Regions from separate parts of the Mus musculus genome. Here region 1 is linked to region 2. Evidence: chromatin loops called from intact Hi-C (ENCODE). Cell type or tissue: heart. All regions are shown on one strand. Links, peaks and the distances in the headings refer to the core of each region. The heading gives the core; the rest is flanking DNA.

Evidence for each region. Peaks named below come from ENCODE experiments on the same cell type or tissue, not always from the same donor. Only the 100,000 strongest peaks of a DNase experiment are listed, where the experiment ranks them.
Region 1: a loop joins it to region 2, with 2.1 times the contacts of the local background. A loop is called at or near these places in 1 of 42 quality-filtered maps.

Annotation. Positions count from the first base shown.
Region 1 is chr16:94,668,813-94,676,726 of GRCm38, reverse strand. Dyrk1a (dual-specificity tyrosine-(Y)-phosphorylation regulated kinase 1a) reads right to left here. Exons shown (of 12, transcript NM_007890.2): 6 at 7,775-7,914; 7 at 5,138-5,424; 8 at 3,244-3,390. Among named protein-coding and RNA genes, the nearest start is that of Gm41504, 41 kb to the left of the region's middle. In heart, for the core only: no CTCF peak of the experiment used is centred there; no DNase peak of the experiment used is centred there.
Region 2 is chr16:94,565,589-94,573,502 of GRCm38, reverse strand. It overlaps Dyrk1a (dual-specificity tyrosine-(Y)-phosphorylation regulated kinase 1a), which reads right to left and starts at 3,297. Exons shown (of 12, transcript NM_007890.2): 1 at 2,969-3,297. In heart, for the core only: no CTCF peak of the experiment used is centred there; DNase peaks (open chromatin) are centred at 2,682 and 4,002; H3K4me3 peaks cover 4,124 bases; H3K27ac peaks cover 4,007 bases.

The DNA.
Region 1 (7,914 bases), core at 1,621-6,620, 100 kb before region 2:
GATGGATACACTGTGGACGCTGAGGATGGATACACTGTGTACACTGAGGATGGATACACTGTGGACACTGTGGATGGATACATTGTGGGCGCTGAGGATGGATACACTGTGTACGCTAAGGATGGATACACTGTGGGCGCTGAGGATGGATACACTGTGGGCGCTGAGGATGGATACACTGTGTACACTGAGGATGGATACACTGTGGGCGCTGAGGATGGATACACTGTGTACACTGAGGATGGATACACTGTGGGCGCTGAGGATGGATACACTGTGGACACTGTGGATGGATACACTGTGTACACTGAGGATGGATACACTGTGGGCGCTGAGGATGAATACACTGTGGACACTGTGGATGGATACACTGTGGGCGCTGAGGATGGATACACTGTGTACACTGAGGATGGATACACTGTGGACACTGTGGATGGATACACTGTGGGCGCTGAGGATGGATACACTGTATACGCTAAGGATGGATACACTGTGGGTGCTGAGGATGGATACACTGTGTACACTGAGGATGGATACACTGTGGGCACTGAGGATGGATACACTGTGGGCACTGAGGATGGATACACTGTGGGCGCTGAGGATGGATACACTGTGGGCGCTGAGGATGGATACACTGTGTACACTGAGGATGGATACACTGTGGGCACTGAGGATGGATACACTGTGGGCACTGAGGATGGATACACTGTGGGCGCTGAGGATGGATACACTGTGGGCGCTGAGGATGGATACACTGTGGGCGCTGAGGATGGATACACTGTGTACACTGAGGATGGATACACTGTGGGCGCTGAGGATGGATACACTGTGTACGCTAAGGATGGATACACTGTGTACACTGAGGATGGATACACTGTGGGCGCTGAGGATGGATACACTGTGGACTCTTGAGGATACACTAAAACCAACAGATATAATACATTTTGCCCTCACATTCTGCACACTCAACAGAAGGGAAGGTAGAGAATCAGCAAATAAGAATACAGATCCATAGTGTACCTTGGGACCTCAAATACAATGGAAAACACTGAGATAGAAAGGAAGGAAATTTTAAGGGTCAGTTTTTCAAGTTTTAAAGAACCAATAAAAATGTCTTACTAACTTACAGACATTAATTAAATTACAGTTTAAGTGAAAACTATGCATTCATGCTACAGTGCAACTACCATAAGGCTAGAAACCATGCTTACTGACATAATACAGCAGGGTAAACAGAGGAAGAGCCTGTTTTGGAAAAGGCTAACTACAAACATAGTCAAGCCTCCTCAAGGAACTGGTTCTGAGCAGGATTAGCCCCAACCCTATGGATGCACAAATCCACAGGTGTTCAAATCTCTTATACAAAAATAATATCTGTAAATAATTTGTGTGCATTCTTTCATACTTGAGATCTTTTCTAGGTTTCTTATAATTACAAATACTAGAAAAAGTCATTACGGGGGCTGGTGAGATGGCTCAGTGGGTAAGAGCACCCGACTGCTCTTCCGAAGGTCTAAAGTTCAAATCCCAGCAACCACATGGTGGCTCACGACCATCCGCAACAAGATCTGACTCCCTCTTCTGGAGTGTCTGAAGACAGCTACAGTGTACTTACATATATTAATAAAATAAATCTTAAAAAAAAAAAAAAAAAAAAGTCATTACATTATACTGTTTAGAAAATCCTTACACAGGGAAAGGACCAGAACATGTTTAGGACAGGTAAAATTCCTACTATGATGGATTCAGTTTACACCAGTAACAGTTACACTGCGATTCAATTAACCTAAAGACTGTATTTCAACATTAAGACATAACTAATCTCAAGTTTAATAAAACTTAAATTTAGATATTTGTACTCTATTGTCTCACAGATAAATTCTAAACATGAAAAGATTTGCCTGGAGTAGTTTTTGACCAATCACTTCTCTACCTATACATATGCAATACTTTAAACAATTATTTTTCGTTGAACTCAAAGATGAAGAGCCTAAAGGGGGCAGAGAGACCACAAAAACGGCGTCTCCATGCATGGGAGATGAGAAGGGGCTAGGGGAAGGTTGCACAGGTGGCACAAAGGCTCCATGGAAAGCTGACTGAGAGCAGTGTGCAGTGCCATCTGGGAGGCAGCACTTCAAGACAGGGAGAACAGTGTAGGGGCCAAGCAGGGTTGGTGGTTAGTGTTCAAGGAGCTGCAGCAAGAGAAGACAGTGATGAGTCAGAAGCAAAGGAACAGAGGAGAGGAGACACTGCAGAGACCCCTGCACAGAGTGAAGAGGAGAATGCCAAACACAAAAGAGGACTTTGGCTCTGACAATGAGAAAATTGGGAAGCCACTGGATTCTCAGATGATTATCTGTTTAATCCTAAGGAAGTTACCAGTTATAAGATACAATTACTTAAGTTCAAATAAAAACAAATATGAAGCTGCTTCCACCTTGTTCGTGAGCTGAAGTTAAAATTAAATGCAGAGAAGAAGATGGTGACTGGAGATGGTGTGCATCTGATCAGTTATTTCAAAGATTAAGTTTGAAGACCACTAGAGTCCCAGAGTTGAGGGCCAGCCCAGGTAACATGACAACTTACAAAAATCTCAACTTAACAAAAATAAGATCCAGAGTTAAGTCATTTAGTCTTTCTTTTCTCTCATATAACTCAAAATTTAGATTAAGATCCTCAATGATCAACTTTTCCACAAAAAGCAAACAAGCTCAGCTGACAGCAAGGGCAGCAATTCCCTTTACTCTTCCAAAAACCCTCCAGCTTCTGTTCTCAGCTTCGGAATCTTAGGAACACAAAGTAGCCTGCAGATGTGCAGTCTCTCTAATGCCCAGAATCCTAGTAGATCTCAAACAACTCAGGCAGCATCTACGACTGCACTGTGCACTGCTTTTGAAGGACTAAATCCCAGCATCTGGGTTTTAATCAGGGTTCACAGCACTGACTAGTGCTAGGGTGGCCTCATTTCTTCACCACATAGTTAAGCTATTATTGTACGTAAACCTGAAAATGTCTATGAAATGCCACTTTCTGGTTAGTTTTCTGTTTTCCTTCAGTAACATATTAAGTATCTTAATTACTAGTTCAGAAGCCTACCATTACATAACTGACAAAGAAGAAAAATTAAAAGAATGTAAAATAAGATCAACTGACCTTAGAGAAATGATCAAGCTCTTAAGAAGACATCTTCCTATGAGGACAGCTTTGAGATGACACTGTCACTACAGAGTACCCTTTACCTACCTCATTGGCACCACTGAACAGAGGCTCTCCAGTGTGCATTTCAACCAAGATACATCCAAGGGACCACATGTCGATAGCAAGGTCATAAGGCATTCCCAGTAGCACCTCTGGAGACCGATAAAAGCGACTCTGAATATACTGGTATATCTGAAACATATTTCAAAGTAGTATTAATTCAATATGCCTTATTTATAGTTATATTCAATATTGGGTTAAGAAAACTACTTACAGCAACAGAAAAGTTAAACATCACACTATAAACATGGTGAAACAACTAAACATTTCAAAGGAATAACCAAACAAGAAGTTGGTTGAGGATTCAGATCCTTTCATGTAGTCCAGTCAGTAATCAGGAGAAATAGTGAACCAAGTCATTACCCTGCATGCTCTGGGGCATGCCTCAGCGGTAGAGAGCAGCGTGGGTGAGGACTTGGGTTTGATTCCCAGTAAAGATCGAGACTACAAATACCTTAGTTGGAAACATTTTGGACATAGAGTGTTCAAACCACACTATGTTTCTGAGAGATTCTAGGTGAAGGAAGTCACCTACCTGACTACTTTTTGGTCAAGCAGGTTTTAAACCAAATCCCTGAGGGCCCTCTCCCATGCATACACTTCTCTTCCTGACACCTTCTGACTCTGACCCAGTACAATACATCCATGGATCTCAAAAATAGTTCACATGCAACACCAATACACGTCGACAGTTAAAAACTTAATGGCTGAAAAGGATAAGTTATCTCAGTTTGTCTAGACAGAAATAATAGTGTTTGATGTTAGGACTGAACATATGATTTAGTTTAAATTGATGGAAAAAATTGCTAACTGAAAAATCTACTGCCAGCGTTGTCGCAGTGGGCATGTGTCTCTATACAGTGTGCTTGCTCAGGCAACTCTAGGCTTTTCAGCAGCATCTGAAACTGTACACTTTGCCTTCAAATTCAATTTAAAAATTACCTCCAAAATTATATAACTTTGCTATTATAAGATAATTTGCAGAATGACAAAAGCTAAGTCTGCTAACTAAACTGACTACACACTTTGCTCTACTTAAAACCTAGATACAAGCTGAACAAGATAGAAGCTTTACAAGCTTGGAAAGCAAGAACTGTGGATGCCAATATTAAAAATAGTAACACTACAATGTTAGATTAAAATAATTCCAATACCTTTATGTAAATAGAAAAGGCATTAAGAATGAATCGAGCACTAACAGAAGCATCCCTGACCCCATTCCAGAAGACCACAGGCTTCTGTCTGCATGCACAACACACCATTGCTACAGATGTCCTAATGCTACAAACTACAGCAGGGAGAGGCTGCTTCCCTGAGCCAGGTGAATTCAATCACAATAGACACGTCTGTTCTTAACAGTGTAAAGAAAACCAGTTCTGATGTGTTCAATCTATAGCAATTCCAACTTAGTGGGGTAAGGTAAGAAGACTTAAACTTATTTATCAAAACAAACAGGTATACCACCTATGCTGTAAGTACCAAAACCATTTGTGTGTACTTCTTGGTGTTTTGTTTAAGGAACATTTATCTTGGTGACTTAAGGAAAAGTAATTTCTAGTCAAGATCCTAGTTTAAGTTAGAATTACTCAAATTTTATATTAAAAGCTCCATTTGAGAGCTATAAATCACCTAATATTTCATTCTTTTATCTCTTTCTTTAAAATTTTCTAGCATTAAACATAATTTTAAATATCCACTTAAAAACTCTCCCAATTCAAGTATTGCTATCTGGATTTTAAACAGACATCAGCAGGGTGTGAAGCATAAGCTACCTGTCCAAGATGAACAGCATCCACCAACCGCCTCCAACTGTAAACACATCATTCACGCCATTCTACCTAATTCTATGGTAAGTCACAAGTCCTAAAGGAATACTTACCCTCTGCCCCAACTGACAAGAGCTGCCAAAATCAACAATCTTGATTGCACTCCGTTTGGGGTTACACAGAAGGATGTTCTCAGGCTTTAAGTCACAGTGAATGATACTAAGTTCTGGAGTCGCAAGAAAAAGCAATGCTGTGCACATCTGTTGCGCAAACTTTCGTGTTAGGTTCAAAGAGACCCCTCGGAAGTTGGTGTTTCTCAACAAATCATAGAGATTATAGGACAGCATTTCAAACACTAAACAGAGATGGTTTCGAAACATAAAGTGGCGTTTCAAATGCACTGAAAGAGAAAAGAAAATTTCACCTAAGTTACACACGCTGGTAAGACAAGCATTAGTTAGTATATACTTGGTATGTTCTCCATCCCCAGCACCGCACCATTTGGTGCAGAGTGGAAAGCGGGTTAGTCTGCAGGTCAGCCCCTAACAGTAACAGCCCGTTCTTCTGCTGACTAAGAGGATCTAAACCACTCTTCCAAGTTAAAGAAGTGCAGTCTATCCAAAAAAATAAAAAATAAAAAATGCATAAGGTGGCACACACCCTTAATCTCAGCACTTCTGAGATAGAGGATCTCTGAGTCTGAGGCCAGCCTGGTCTACAGAGAGAGTTCCAGGACAGCCAGGGCTACACAGAGAAACCTGTCTCAGAAAACAACAAACAAACAAACAAACAGCCCATAAGGTAACAAAGTACCACCTTATAAACCTCATGTGCTAAGATTGACTTATGACAGCACTGCATCTAACCGCCCTGCCCACCGGCTTTGATGAATGTATAAGCTGTGTGTAGAAGGGCTACTGCCTACAGACAGCAGCATACTTTTGTGTTTTAGGAAAACACAGCAAGTATCTGGAAATCATGAAGACTTGGTGAAGACTGTGTTCTTGGGAATCCATAACCTATGTATTTATCATATTCAGTAAATTGAAAAAAGAAAAATCGTCTATAAGAGTAAAAATTTTAGAAAAACCCGTGAAGGACAGACAGGTAAGCAGCAACGGCTTCTGCCCTCTCTGAGGTCAGTAAGAAACCAGACTGTGCTCAAGCACATCAGGGTCAGATAACGTCACCCAGAGACGCACTCACGCACTCTCTCTCACACACACCAGCAAGTGCCTGTAAGTCAGCTTGATGTCAGGCTAACAATGGTAAGAGGACTCCTCACTATGGTCTCATGGTATCTCAAAAAGAACTCTCTCTACAGAAAAATAGTACAGTATTCAAACAGCCACTGTGTGAGGAGTCTTGACACAGTACTGGACAGACTGCCTAGAGCAGCCCACATTCTGTAGCTGTTTGGATATCATTCATGCTATATGAATCTCACCAAGGTACAGTGTGAATTGTCACTAAGGGTACAGTGTGAATTGTCACCATGGGCACAGTGTGAATTGTCTGAGGCTACAGTCAGTCAGACAGCTCTGGGAGCCATGACACAGACTCATGGCTTCTTTAATGATGCCCATTACTTGAACCCAGTTTTACCTCTGACACTGAATTTCCCATTGGAGCATTACTTATCAACTTCAACGCTGCTGCTCCTCTTCGCGCACATACTCTGCACTCAATATTAATGATGCTCAGTAACTTATTACAGCAGCTGAACATTAAAATTGCCACAAAATTTGTGGTAAATTGGGCCCTTCAACATTTGCTGTGGAAACAATGTATTTGTGTGTAGTGCAGGTTTTTTTCCCCATTTACACTATTTGGAAGTGTTTGGGACAATGAGACTAAACTTCAGGGACAATGAAAGTCATTAGTTTAGGCACCACTATTATAAAAGAGAGGCACTGAAATGATTTACATGATGAAATAGTCCTAAAGTCAGCCTAACAGGCAGTCTACACACTTCCCAACAATACCATCTCTATAAGAAGACAGAATCCTTCCTTGTCATCAGGACTGCTGTGGTGCATCTGTACTGTGAGAGCAGAACTCTGTCTCTACCCTGTCCTTTCACACCTGTCCCCACAGCCACTACAGTTGCTCCTCACAATACTTGTACACATGTGTGTATATATGTATGTATGTACACAGAAATAAAGTAGGAAACATATATTAGAAGGAGTTTTGTCTGTAAACCAACTGCTCTCTTAAGTTCCCAATAGTCTTAATTCTCCGGCTGTTTTGTTTCCTGTGGGAAGATGGCATGACAATGGAATAAACACTGAGATAGGACTCTGCAGGAGCTGATGCAGATGCCAGCTACAGAGCCCCAAGACCATTTATGTTTACCACTGAAAGGAATTTTTCTCTAATCTAAGGCTCAGGTCACCTTCCTGTGGGAAGACCAGAAGTAAAGCAGCAGGGGAGATAGGGTGAGTGTGTTGTGGTGTGCTCTCAATGTGGCCTGGCTATAATGAGGCCAATACCTCACTAACAAAGTTTGGGAAGTTCAGACAGATTTTAAAAAGTCTTAGGCACTCACAGTGCACTAGCAAGTCACCTGACAGTGGCTCCCTGGACAAAGACACATGAGAGCAAACAATGGGCACCTGTGAGTTGTGACATGGGAAACCATCAAACAGTCCCCCCAGACACCCTGCAAAGCACCCACAGACTGAAACGGCTTATGTTCTTCAACAGGTCAGGCCCACTGAAATCAAGGCATCGTGATGAGCCCTTACCTATGTAGTACTTCATTTCAGTGTCGTGTTTGTTCATGAGCTCAAGCAGCCGCACTTCTATCTGGGCTTGATTCAGAAACGCTTTCTTGTTCTTGATGATTTTAATGGCGACCCATTCTTGCTCCACTCTGTCATAAGCT
Region 2 (7,914 bases), core at 1,393-6,392:
TAATCCCACCCTATGCGAGCACTGGGTTATGAGTTCCCACAGACTGTCTTGCCATCAAACATGACAATGGGTAGGACAGCACAGGGTCCCTGCCTTCAGAAGACATACCACTCCATACACTACTACTCTGGTCCTACAGCTGTGACAGGCAAACTGTGAAGTTACAGGTGACCCTGTCTGTTATGTCCAAGCAAGAGATCTGTTCCCAAGTCGAAAGTAGACAAGTACAAATGGAGGAAACCCACCAAAACACTCAACACAAAATAGAGTGTTAGGGCCAAGTTACTGTCTAGAAATACCACAGAATTCTTAAAACTAACAGCTGCAAGTGCTGAGCCATGTTCTTGACAGACTTTCTGGAAACTTGTGGTGTTTGCTGGGTCTGAGGGCTAAGCTCCTTCTTGAGAGGTAGAAGAGAAGTTACTGGGAAGAGGGACACTGGCTGGCAGGTGCGAACAAGAGCATCCCCAAGTAGCAAGAGATTCAGAAATGAAGCCCTCCCTCCCTCCCGCCCTCCCTCTAGGAGTCCAACTATGTATACTATGTAGCTATGTCCTGCAGTACAAAATGATTCTTGGTCATCCAAGATTCTATACAAAATTTCTTTCTGGAACAGACATTTGCCAACCATAAACTCTGTAACATCTCTGTGCTATTTAAATTTCTATTAAAAATGGTTTAAAGTAATACCCAAAGTAAACACATACAGTATTTCTTTCCTTGACAGTTACATAATAACACCCATGACAGAATTCATGCCATGTCTGAAACAAGCCATCTTAGCTTTACCCTCAGTCACTGCACTGCACAGCACAGACTTGTCACACTGTCAGTCACTCCCATCTGTGAGTCACAAGCACAGGAGTCCAGCCACGAAGAAAACTCAGTGACAGAGTAGAACTCTCAAGTGAGACTTCTCTAGCCAAGGGTCTTTTTGACTATCCATGTTCTCGTGAATGGTATTTTATTTTTCAACTCCTAGCACATAGCAGTGGCATAGCACAGAGCATAGAGGTTACAATTTTAACAGGTCACACACCAAAGTGTCTTCAAGAAGCTCCACTGGCTCAGTCAGTCAGTTTCCTATCCTTACAGATAACAACCATCCCTTCAACTCTGCTCCTTCAAAAGACAACAAAATCTTCATCATCCACCAGGAATACAAAATGTGTGTCCTTGCCTTACAGACACAGGAGCAGCCCTTCTAGAACAATTTCTGAGCTTATGCCTCTCTGAGGTAAATACAAACTTTCTGTTGCCATTTTTACAGAGTACCTGGTATAGACGCTGACAAGAGTTTTAACTTTTTGGACAGTACCACAGACACCACCGCCGTGCTAGGGCAGAAGCTCCGAAGGGCAGGGTGCTGTAAGACAAGCACCCTGAAAATCCACATATGCAAATAAATCTTCTTAACCACTATTCCTCTGAAACCTTGACAAGTGAAATTTGAGCTCCTGTCTCCCACTTACAGTCTATTTAAAAATGTAATTCTTTAAGACAATTAAAAAAAATTTAACAAACAAAAAGTAAGATAATTCCACTACATTAACATCTCAAATCAAAATACCTAATAGTTATTCTTAACGTGCAAAGTACAGTGTCAAAAGAGAAATGTAAGTATTTAAATAAAAAATAACTTCACACCAAACTTTATGACTTATCAATACGCAAAAAGAACTCTACACTGTAACAGTTAAACGCAAAGAACAAAATGCACCAGTGGTTTCAATTCTTCCACTGAAAAACAGACTAGTTTACCTGGGGGGGGGGGGGCATGACAAGTTTCATTACAGGGGCTCATCTAAACTGTACTTCTGCAAACCCTAAATTAACTCTACCAAAACCTGTACCCAAACAGTCTAGGTTACAGCCCTGAGTCATCATACAGTACTTAATAATAAGTTAGGAGCCAATGAACAGAAAGCCAGGCTAACAACTGACATAGGCCTCCTGGAGTACTGGCTGTATGACCTTGGACTAGTCACTGCCCACCTCTAGGCTCAGTCTGCTCATCTGTAAAATGGGCAGCATTTCCAACTGGGAGGTTATTCGAGGTAATATATAAAAGGCCTTGCACTAATCTATGAGTGTGCAAACAGTTACAAGGAATATTTTCTTGGGATTTGGCAGAACTCAAGAAGCAAACGATGCTGCACCTCGACGACAGGAGTCACATAATCTAGGGCTGGGCAAAGACAAGACAAGTCATTGGAGTCACTGACTCACGAATTTTGCCATTTTTAACTATTTCGGGGTAGGGAGGGGCCTCTAGCTTAGTGCTGATATTCAGCAGCTCTGGGGCCTCTGGAGCCTGAGTGGGTCTGAGCCTATAAATAGATGTTGAAGTTTTGAGGCGATACACAGGTCTCCATTCTAATTCCAGTCTCCTCCCGCTGCTATGCAGGTCACCCCGGCCCCTCCGGTGCCCTGGGTGGCCCGCGCTCGCGGCCCGACTTCCGAGCACACCAGGTCCCCAGGCCCGAGCGCGGGCCCACTGGGCCTCGCAGGCAGCAGGCTGCCGACCTTCGCCGGCCCGGCCCGGCCGGGCCTTGCGTCCTCGCCTCCCGGCCGCCAGCCCCATTTTCTGATCCCGTGCATTGTCCTTGCCCAGAACCCCGGCGCTCCGCACGCCGGTGGGGACCGAGAGGAGGGACGAGGGAGGAGCTGGGGGCAGAGGATGAGGAGGAAGAGGAGGAGGAGGAGGAGAACAGCCTCCTCCCCTGCGCCCGGGCAGCCAGTGGAGGTCTGGCGCCGGCCCGGCCCGAGGCAGCGGGTCCCACCCGCCGCAACTTTCCTCGGGGACGAGGCCTTCTTCCCCGGGCCCCGGGCCGCCCGCCCGCCCGCCCGCTCGCTCCTAAGATGGCAGGTCCCTCCCTCCCTCCGCTTGAGGCCTGGCGAGCCCGGCTCGCAGGCCCCGAGAAGCCGCGCGCTGGGCCGCGCCGCGCCGGGCGGGGCGGACACTCACCGGGACGATGGCGGGGCGCTCGCGCCGCTCCCTCCGGTGAGTCTCAGCCTCGAGCTCCCGCGCCGCGCTCCCGCCGCGGCCTCCGCAGCCAGCGCCGCCCCGGCCGCCTCTCTCCGCCCCCGGCGTCCCGGCTCCGCGCCGCAGCCGCGCTGGCTCAGGGTCCGTCGGGCTGGCGGGGCCGGCGGCGCCCGCGGCCGGGGAGGCAGGCGACAGCCCCTCCCCGGCAAATACCGCAGTCCCCGGGCCCCCGAGTGTCGGCGGCGGGGCCCGGCCCGGCCCGGTGCGGAGGGCGGCGGCGGCGGCGAGGCCGGGCGCCGAGTGGCGGCCGCTGCCGGCCGCTTCTTCCCGACGAGGATTTTTGTAAATCTCACAAAATGGCGCGCGCTCCGAAGCTGCGCAGCGAGCAGCGCCGGGGCCCGAGCGGCGGCGGCGGCGGCGGCGGCTCCGCCAGGAGAGCCCGGACCGCCCGCCCCCGATCCCGCACAGACACTCGCGCACACTCACCGCGCGCACACTCGCCCTCGCACACGCTCCCTCACACTCACACCGGTCCCGCCCGCTCGCCGGCGGCGGCGGCGGCGGCAGCGGCAGCGGCACCAACAGCAGCAGCAGGAACAGCAGCACAAGCGGCGGCGGCGGTGGCGCCCGCACCCCCGCTCGGGGAGTCCGCTTTCTCAGCCCGACCTGGGCCGCGATCGGCAGCAGCGACGGCAGCAGTCTCCCCGGATCCCCCCGCCGCGGTTGCCGCCGCCACCCCCGCCTCACTCCAATGGGGCTTTTTATTATTATTCGGGCGGGAAGCGAAAGGGTTTAAAAAAAAACCAACCAACAAAATGGCGACGGACCGACCCGGTCGCTATAGCAACTGTCAATCAAAACGCAAAACCCCGGCTGACGTGCTGACGTCCTCCGCCCGCCCCTCCCGGCCCCAAGCCGGCGGGCGGGGCCTGTTGCTCGGGTAACGGCAGATTCCGTTCCCTCCTTCCCCTCTCTCCTCCGTCCCCCAGCCAACCACCCAACCCCCCTCAGGTCACGTGAAGGATAAATTCGGAGCTCGGGCCCGCTATGAGTGTCAGAGGAGGGCGCGTGATTCGCTCGGGGGAGGGGAGTGGAGGGAAGGGAAGGGAAGGGACGGGGGCGAGGCGGTGGCCTGCCGGTGCGCGAGCGAGCGAGCGAGCGCCTGCCGCCTCGCGGCCGCCTCGCCCCGCCCCCGCGCTCGCTCCCACGCCGACTGCGGCCGGGCCAGCGCGCGCCCCCGTGGCGCAGCGCGCTCCCGCGCCGCGAGCCCGCAGCCCCGCCCGCGCGGCCCGGGAAGGAAGGGAAGCGGAGGGCAAGCCGCCCACCTCGCGGCCCTGGGAGGCCGCCGTCGCGAGCCCCTATCCCGACCGGGCCCGCGCAGGCCTGGACGATCGCTGGCGTCCGGCTCACCTCCGGAATTACGCCCGCGGCTGCAGGCGCGCGGCCGCCACCTTACTCGGACCGTGCCCGCGCGCGGGCCGCGCAGAAACTTTCCAGGCTGGGCACGCTCCCGGGCGCCGGTTCCCCGGCTTCTCCATCGGAATGCCCAGCCAGCGCCAACCCCAGGGCTTTCGGAGGGGGTTGGGGGGGGGGGTTGTTTTTTGTTTTTTTTTTTATTGTTACCTGTCCTAAGTCACCTCGGTTTCCCGATTCTTAAATTTGCCCACTTGGCCTTAACCGTCGAATCTTCACCGGAATTCTGCCTTTCGGTTTTTTTGTTTTGTTTTTTATTCTACTGTCTTCCGCCTGGCTAAATACTGCTGGGTGTCCTCTCGGGCCATTGACACTGAAGTCCCCTGTGCTGGCTACTTTGTAATTAGGAGACAGCTACTGGCTAAAATTGTATTTTGTACCTATTCTAAAATAATGGCGTTAGCTAGTAGCTTAAAAGGATATACATAAAGATATTTTCGTGTGTAAGTATATACACTGTTGCACACCAAAAGTAACTGGATTTATTTCTACACATGGTTTTTACCATAGTGGTGTTGACGTTTTGCTTAAGCTCTTTGCAACAGATGCAGTCTTATAAACAAATGTAAAAACACCAGTCAATACTGGTCTCTGTGCAGTATGATCCTAGGAAACACTTGGCTTCGGTGATTTCCAACAAACCTCCTATAGTTAGCACACCACTGATATACTAAAGCACCTATTCAACTTACAAAAAAGGGGGGGGGGGCAAAAACTAAAGTAAATTAGGGCACAGGAAGGAAAGTAAGTTGCTTTAGACTGCCTCGGATATAAAACATTTCCAGCGTCTGACAAACATACGTTTGGCTGCCCTGTTGATATAATTTAATTAAAGTCCACAAACAATGTAATTAATCTGAAGAAACTGAAGTGTCCAAGAGTGTCCCTTACACAGAAGTTAGTACCAGGTCCTTCCCAAACACAAGCTTTCTCCAGTTCCTCCTCCTGCCTCACCTCCAGGCTTCTCACCCCATTGACCAGATATTCTTTTCCAGCACAACGCTAAAAACTAAAATCCCCATCAAATGTTTGAAAGCTGGTAAAGGGGAAACCTGGGTAACACTGGCCATCTATGACAGGGTGTCAAGGAAGAGCTCAAGCTGGAAGCCACTCCGTGTGAGGCAAAGTCTGAAGGCTGTGCACACTCGAGCTTAGGCAGTGTTGATCCCTGTATCTAAGAGACGGACCCCTCTCCCAAACCCGTACCATGGCAGCCTTACCTGACACCAGTCAATGAGTTGTCATGTCTGGGCTGGGAATGCTATCAAGTATTGGATATGGATGTCACCTATAAAGTGGCCTGCACATTTATGGCCTGTGACAACCAAGGGACGCAGTGGCCTCTGGAAGAAGCACCAACTAGTTGTGCCTGGATACAGAAATTAAAACTTTGGTTTTACGTGAGAATCCTACCTGAGAACATGGAAAAGCAAAGACAATCCCCCTAGCCTCAGTCACTGCCGTCCAGCCTGCTCTAGAGCACCCAGTCCCCGCAGAAAATGACCCAGCCCATTCTACAGAGAGAAGACAGGTGACTAGTGACACCCTGGTGTGACACTACCTGTGAGCAGTGAGGACAGGATTCAAATCCAAGTGTATTTGCAACTCAGTGTTCCCACCACACCAAAGTGTTGTAAATCTTCACAGAGGTCATCAAGTCAAAAAATGAGGTCTTTGGGCTGGATCCAGATTCGAAATGACCAATGTCCTTAAAGCAAGCTGGACATAGAGACACAACAAACCAGTGGCAAGGGACGGAAAACCAAGGAAAATTGGAGACTACTGAACCCTGGCCAAGGACAGATGTATCCCGGCTGTCCAGTCTGCACCTCCTTTGTGATAGAGACCCAGTTGAGGTGCCAACAAGGTTTTTCCTGGCTCCTGCATCCCGTTTAGTGATCATCTCAGTGCTGCACTATTTTAAACCCATTAGGTTGAGTAGGTGGAACCTGGCTGGGAATTAAACCACCTCTGCCCCTCAGGTGAGGCAAGAAGGGGAACAATTCACAATTCAGCCCTGGACAGTGCCAGGCCTGCAAGCCAAGCCCCTCCCCCTCGGTCCCCACAGACTGGGGCTGATGGAGTAACGTGTGGTACGTGACAGCATACTGTTCAGACGCAGTCCATCGGTGTATATAAAACAAAGGAAGATGAAGGCCTTATAGAAACTGACATAGATAATAGGATGTGAAGCTAATAGCTCTCTGCATCTGAGGGAAAAACAAACAAACAAACAAAAAAACCCTAAAAACTGTACAGCCATTTAAACAATGTAACAATGTGAAAGAGTCACGGTGTAAACAGCACTCGGAGGTTGTTGCCAGAGCTGCTGGATCAAAACCTGGGCTCTTAAATCCTAACACATTAAGATGACAGACAGTAAGCCAGGTGTGGTGGCTCACACCTTTGATCCCAGCACTTGGGAGGCAGAGGCAGGCGGATTTCTGATTTTGAAGCCAGCCTGGTCTACAAAGTGAGGTCCAGGATAGCCAGGGCTACACAGAGAAACCCTGTCTCGATAAAACAAAACAAAACAAAACAAAACAAACAAACAAAAAAAAAAAAAAACAGACAGACAGTAGTGAGTATGCAGAGATTTATTCAACTTAGCTACACCAGGAAGAGAGGAACGGGAGGCCCGGTGGATAGAGGTCAAGAACTAAGCTCAGTTAAGCAGGTACTGCCCGTGCTGTCCCAGCCAACATAAACAAACTCTAAGCTCCTCTCTTGTGCAAGGTGGTCTAACAAGTTGTCAGACGGTATGAAATCTCTTCCTCTCCGCCAGGTTCCTCTTCTGACAGACACTGAGACCCGTTCCTTCACCCAGCCTGCAACTCCTGGGGAAATTCCAATTCCTTCGGGTGCATTGTGTGATAGGCAGTGGGAAAAATTGCATTTCCTCCTGCCGGCAAAGCTTACAAGACTGCCCAGGGAAGTCCTTGTACTGTCTTCATGGCAACTAACATATTCTTCCAGGCTTTCCTAGGGAAATGTGTGGGGTCCTCACTCTACGCACGCACTGAGTGTCCTTTTTTACTGCTTGTAAAAATGATAATCTTTTTATAAACCTCCTGAGGACCTATGGGCAGGTAATGATTTCTGGGGGGGGGAGGGGGGGAGAAGTTCTCTTCAGTGGTATAACCACTGGTAAATTACCCATACTCTTCCAGTAAATAGTCTCTCACCCATGCTCCTGCAGACAACTTCAGTCAAACCTATTGGGTGCCCCCCAAATATGATTACTGGATATCTGCATTCCCTGCGTATCTGGTGAACACTTCGGAAGGCAGGAAGACAGGTTTCTTCATGTTGACTTCTTTGCTGCTAAAAAGGAGAAAGAAAGAAATGAAGCACGTGTTGTTAAGGCCACCTCATGGATACCAAAAGCTTGCACTCAGCAAGCCAGCCAGTCTCACTGCGGCTGCCTACTTCTTCTCCCAGCGTATCCCAAAGCA